Regions from separate parts of the Homo sapiens genome. Here region 1 is linked to region 2. Evidence: chromatin loops called from intact Hi-C (ENCODE). Cell type or tissue: psoas muscle. All regions are shown on one strand. Links, peaks and the distances in the headings refer to the core of each region. The heading gives the core; the rest is flanking DNA. Region 1 has its middle 110 kb from the start of LINC02991. Region 2 has its middle 53 kb from the start of LINC02991.

Region 1 (2,917 bases), core at 109-2,608, 56 kb before region 2:
TTTCTTTTAGAATGATTTCCCAGAAATGTCGCCATGAGGTCAAGTGGAACAAACAATTTTACGATTCTTGTTATGTGCTGCCAAACGCTTTCCCAAACAACTCGTCTCCTTTTGCAATGCCAGGAGTGTGGGAGTGGGCAGGTAGGCAGCCGCCCCACCACGGAGGTGGTGGTTGGAATGTGGAGTGGGAGAGCTGCTCCTGGCTGAGGGTCCTGAGATGGTGAGGGAGGAGCTGTCCAGCAGGTCTATGGGAGCGGTGGAGCTGCGTGCAGGGTGCAGGGTGGGAAGCGCCGCAGCTGGTGGAGCCTGGCTGCTGCAGGCTAGGGGAAGAGCCCTGCAGGGCAAAGGCGGTGCACACCAGGGAGGCACAGCCGGGTGCCTCTGCCTGACACCGGGGCTTTGGGATTTTACCCAAACTACTGTGATCCCACTGACCAGCCTGCCCCTCATCCTGCAGTCTCTGGGACCTGTGTGGCTCTATGGGGTGGCACCCGGGAGGCCTCTATGGAAACAGTCCTTCAGTGGCTGAATGTGTGCCAGTTTGAGCATCACAATAAACACAGTGGTAACAGATTATAGCCCACAGCTGCATCAAGAACCCAGGAGCTCATGCTGATGTAAAGCCAAGGGGACAGATAATTAGTGGAAGGGGGAAGCTCTTCCTCACAGTAGTATGTGGACTAACTCACGGAGACGGACGGGATGAGGGAGTTAGGGTCACGGCTTCACAACCAGCAGAGTGAAAAAGATTCTGACAGGAATCCTCAATGGCTACTGAAATGGCTGGGGGAAAGTCTGACGGGGAGTGGGAGTCTCAACGATGGCCTCTCAAGTTCTAATTAATCAGAAAGAGGGACTAAGAACCAACAGAAAAGCTGAGGACACCACCCTAACTAGTGGCCGGGTCTGGGGACATCACCAGCTTCCTGCTGCACATCCCTTCCCCTGGGGAGTCCCTGCCAGAAGGCACCACCCACATCCAAGCCCGGGGCATCCTGCAAAGTAACTGCTCCTCACAGCAGTCACCTTCAGGGATGACAAAGAGAGGCCGAGACATTTCCAGAAGAAAACAGTCCAAAGAGGCATACAGTGTGTGATCCTGGAAATTAACTACAATTTGTGATCCTAGACTGCGCAAAAATGGCTGTAAAAGAAAACATTAGGACCAGGCACAATGGCTCACGCCTATAATCCCAGCACTCTGGGAGGCCAAAGCAGGTGGGTCGTTTGAGGTCAGGAGTTCAAGACCAGCCTGGCAAATGTGGCGAAATCCCGTCTCTACTAAAAATACAAAAATTAGCCGGATGTGGTGGCAGGTGCCTGTAATCCCAGCTACTCGGGAGACTGAGGCAGGAGAATTGCTTGAACCCAGGAGGCGGAGACTGCAGTGAGCCAAGATCATGCCACTGCACTCCAGCCTAGGTGACAGAGCGAGACTCCCTCTCAAAAAAAAAAAAGAAACAATAAATGGGATAATTAGTGAAATGTGAATATGAACTCTATACTCTATACATATAATGCTTAAGAGTATTATACGATTGTGTAACTTTTGTTGAAAATATCTCTATTTTTAGAGAATGCCTACAAATATTTAGGGGAAGGAACATGATGTCTGCAATTTACCCTCAAATAGTTCAGGGGGAAATATATCTATAATTGTGTGTGTGTGTGTGTGTTTGTGTGTGTGTGTACACACATAGAGACAGCCCTCCACATCTATGGGTTCCCCACTCATGGATTCAACTAACTGTGGATCAAAAATATATTTTTAAAAAAGGATGGTTGCATCTGTACTGAACATAAGCAGCCTGTTTTTTCCCTGTCATTATTCCCTAAACAATACAGCATAACAACTATTTACATAGCATTTGCATTGTGTTAGGTACTATAAGTAATCTAGAGATGATTTAAAGTATACAAGAGGATTGTGTATGTTATATGCAAATACTACATCATTTATATAAGGGACTTGAGCATGTGTGGATTTTGCTATGCACGGGGCTCTTGGAAGCAACTCCCTGTGGATACTGAGGGACAACTATATATGTGTGTGGGCATCTGCATCTATATCTCTATACCTCTATCATCTGTCTATCATCTATTTATCTATTATCTATTTATCTTTCTATCTAGAAGGGAAAAGCCAATGGAGGAAAATAAGAACAGTTGGTCAATCTCAGTACAGGTCATATGGCCATTCTCTGTATTACTGTTGCAACTTTTATGTAAGTTTGCATTTGTATACAAGGTAAAAAGTTACAACCCCTAAAAAGATGGGACAGCACGAACACTGAGGCATCATTTCCACCTTGTCATTAGCAACTGTGTTGCCAGGTGGCATGGACAATGCTGGACTGATAGTTCATCCCTTCCCACTGGAATGGGGCTCCTGTCACTCAAGATCATGTGACATCCTCAAACTCATGCAGGACTTCTGGCTTCTCTAATGTCACTCACACCTTATCAGGCTCCTGCAGAAGAAATCAGTAACTCACAGAACTGGAAATCCTGTTGGTCAGGATCTTTGCACGCACTGCCTCTTCCACTTGGACCCTTCCGACCCCATCCTCCTCCCAGTGCTTGCTCAGGGGTCATCTCCCTGGAGGAGCTTTCTCCTTCTTTGTCAAACAGCGGTGGCCTCTGTTCTCCCTCAGCCTGTTGTGAAGCCCACCACCATGATTGTCAGAAGGTCCTATAATTCCAGGGTCACCTCCCACCTCCCTGACACCCCACGAGCTCTCCCAGAGCAGGAAACAGACCTCGTTCATCTCCATGGGGCCAGCACCTGCCATGGTGCTTGGAACAGGACTGTTGCTCAATCAATGCCTGTGGAACAGACGGATCCTGAGTCTGTCAGTCTTCTCCATGCCTGGGTGGGTTCTCCTTGCACTACAAAGGAGTGGAGGAGGAAAGTCGT
Region 2 (2,917 bases), core at 307-2,806:
AATGAATCACAGTCCTTAGAGAAAGTGTAGTAGAAGAAAGGGGCTGCATGTCCTTCAGAGCGCAATGCAGAGATTCACCTGGAATGAAGGTTTCATTTTCTTTCACAGAGGTTGCGATGGCTTTCTGGTCACACCCCAACTCCAGGTGTCTAGGGACATGTCTTTTTGGCCTCTGGATCCTCAGTACCAGGCACCCTTTCTGGAAATTAATGAATACTCACTATTTTTACAAAAGAAAGTATTTGAAACCTAAAATTAACCTTACAATGTCTTCATCAGATTAAATTTGTCCACTGGTTCCTTCCAAAATCCAGGCAGAAAGGAGTTCCATGCTTTCTGCGCAACTTCACTTGAGAGACGTGATGATGGAATGCAGCTCCCAGGCTGCACTCCCTTGCACGGAGGGAAGCACACCCACGGCCTATGCCCTTCCTGGTTCAAGGCCATACACAATATGCAAAATGGATTTCTCTCCTTGGTGGGTCTGATCGAGGGACTCCAGTTGTCTATGCATGGGCAGTTGTCACGTAAGTCCTCTTTAGGGATAAACTTGATGGATTTTCTTTTACTATAAATATGAAAAACCTGAAATGACCAATTCCTTTCCAAATTTGGGTGACAGCAAAGGGGCAACCTAGTAAGTTGTTGTACCATACTAAGTTACAGTACCTTCAAAAAGCCTTCATGCCCAACTGCACCCTCCCTTCCTCTTGGGAAGACAGAGGAGCCTCAACTAGAATGGATTTTACTAATGAATCCTTCCCTTCAGTGGGAAAGGATTTTCTCTTAAGAAACAGAGTAAAGTCCTTAATGTGTGAGAAATAATCGACTAGCAGCTGAGATGGTAAGTTCTCACTAGGACGCACCAGTAATTCACTGTGTGCCCACCAGAGTAGGTCCTTAAATCTTTCCAGTTCCCATGCAGTAAGCTGCACATTCATTCTCACAGGTCAAATCCAGGCCCGGTGAAGTACTCAGAGGTGTTCCTGCCATTAGTCAAATGCTGAGGCACACAGCAACAGGCTTTCTCTAAAAAGGTGCTTACTGGTTATTGTCACCAACAGACAATCTGTGGCCCAACTATTTAGTTGGAACCAGTGGATCAGTAAATAACCAGACTTATTTACTCAATGAACCTGTAACATGAGTCTTTAATTAAATGAGTTCTAAAATATGTAAATAACTTCAGAATGAATATTTTAAATACTAGTAATAATAAGAGCTTTGGCCTATTCAACATCAACCAATGATATTCACCTACCTCCATCAGCCCATCAACTTCCTCCTTTGGAAACGGAGGAAATGGAGCAAACCCCTGTTTGAGGAGCCATTGTTAAAATTAGTGAAGTGATTAAATTGGTCACCGTTCTTAGATGCAGCCTTAAGTATTCACTCTAGCTGGCTTAGGTAGGAAGGGGTTATTGATAAAACTATTTGGTAGTTTACAGAATTCCTGAGGAAGGTATAGATGAAGGTCTGAGTGCCACAACAGCAGGAACCTTGCAGGCAAAGATCACACTTGGGGACAAATAGCCCACCATGCATGGTTCTGGGGGAAGGAGCCCTGCCCCTCGCTGCATCTTTAATGCTGATGATGGACGCATAAAGCTCCACCACCTCCTGGCTTGCCTCCGTGCACAGGGCCTGCTGCAGTGACTCACTTCTGCTCTGAGCGTTCCACAAGGTTGTCTGCTGGAGGGAGCCAAGTAATCCTCCCTGCAGGGGCATCTGGAGAATGCCAGGCTCCAGAGTTAAGCAACCTATGAGGCTGTCGGAATGGGGTGGAGTGACGCACTGGACATGAGCCACCTGGGCGACTTTCCTCAATTCTCTCAGTTGCTGATCAACTCAGAAAGATAACAACAACAACAAAAAAATACAGAACAGGACTGACTCTTGGCCACCACTCCACATGGCTTCCAGAACCAGAGCAAGAGAAACAGAGAATCCATGCAAAGGAAAGTCATTTAACATTTTTTTTAAATAAAATAAGTGTTATGTGAAAAATAGTTCTGTGTCTGCTCAGCGTCGCTGTGGGAGCCCTGCTTTGGTTATGAATCACTTTTCTCCGTGAGGTTTCCACGTGCCAGCCTTGCTGGGGACCAGCTGCCTGACGTTGCAGCATCTTGGATTCCCAGGGTCTAACTTCTCCTCCGTTCTAGGACCTGCCAAGCTCTTCTTTGTTTTTCCAGAGCAGCCTCCCTTTTCTGGCCTTCCTGGAACACCTTCCTTCTGAGCAGCCTGAGGTGAACCTCTTTTCTTTCCTGGCAAAAAAAAAAAAAAAAAAAAAAAAAGAAAAAGAGGTGTCGGCGTGTGACGTGACATCACTCTCAGCTGTTTTAAATTAACCTTCCCTTTGGTTGTGCCAAGGGAAAAGATGAAACATGATTCAGTGAGAAGAAGCCTGTGTGAAACTGTGGGTTTTTTTTTTTAACTGTTCTGTTATTTTTTAAATGTGTTAAAATGCTCATGAGAGAAAAAGTGTAAAGTTTTTAAGAAGCCATGTTTCAGAGAAAAAAGAAAGAAACCTCAAAGGTGTGTTAATGATCAATGTGGTCCCTGAAGGAGCACTCACACAAAGGCCACCACCAGTGGAACAGAATGTGGTCACCCATGGAAACACCTCCATTGGAGGCTGGAGGAGGCGGCACTGGGGAAAAGAAACAGAAGAGCAGGGATTTTTCCCATATCTCTGTTCTGACCTAAGAGTAGAAACAGCACTGCTGAAAACCACCATGGCTGGGAAGTGGAACCTTGTGCTTCTCAGGCACAGCAAGCCTGTGTCTTGCCAACTCAAGGGTGCCTTGATGCTGTACTACAGTCGCCCGGGCAACCTATGCTCTCTGGAGGGTTTCTGACGTTTCAAACATAAAATTCTGGGTAGTTGAAAACTATTTCCTCACAATCTGGGAGATAA

What was found. Hi-C counts contacts between places; a loop is a spot of excess contacts. Peaks named below come from ENCODE experiments on the same cell type or tissue, not always from the same donor. Only the 100,000 strongest peaks of a DNase experiment are listed, where the experiment ranks them.
Region 1: a loop joins it to region 2, with 2.4 times the contacts of the local background. A loop is called at or near these places in 2 of 110 quality-filtered maps.

What each region holds. Positions count from the first base shown.
Region 1 is chr2:239,685,658-239,688,574 of GRCh38, reverse strand. No RefSeq gene overlaps it. Among named protein-coding and RNA genes, the nearest start is that of LINC02991, 110 kb to the right of the region's middle. In psoas muscle, for the core only: no CTCF peak of the experiment used is centred there; no DNase peak of the experiment used is centred there.
Region 2 is chr2:239,629,925-239,632,841 of GRCh38, reverse strand. No RefSeq gene overlaps it. Among named protein-coding and RNA genes, the nearest start is that of LINC02991, 53 kb to the right of the region's middle. In psoas muscle, for the core only: no CTCF peak of the experiment used is centred there; DNase peaks (open chromatin) are centred at 1,711 and 2,085; H3K27ac peaks cover 495 bases.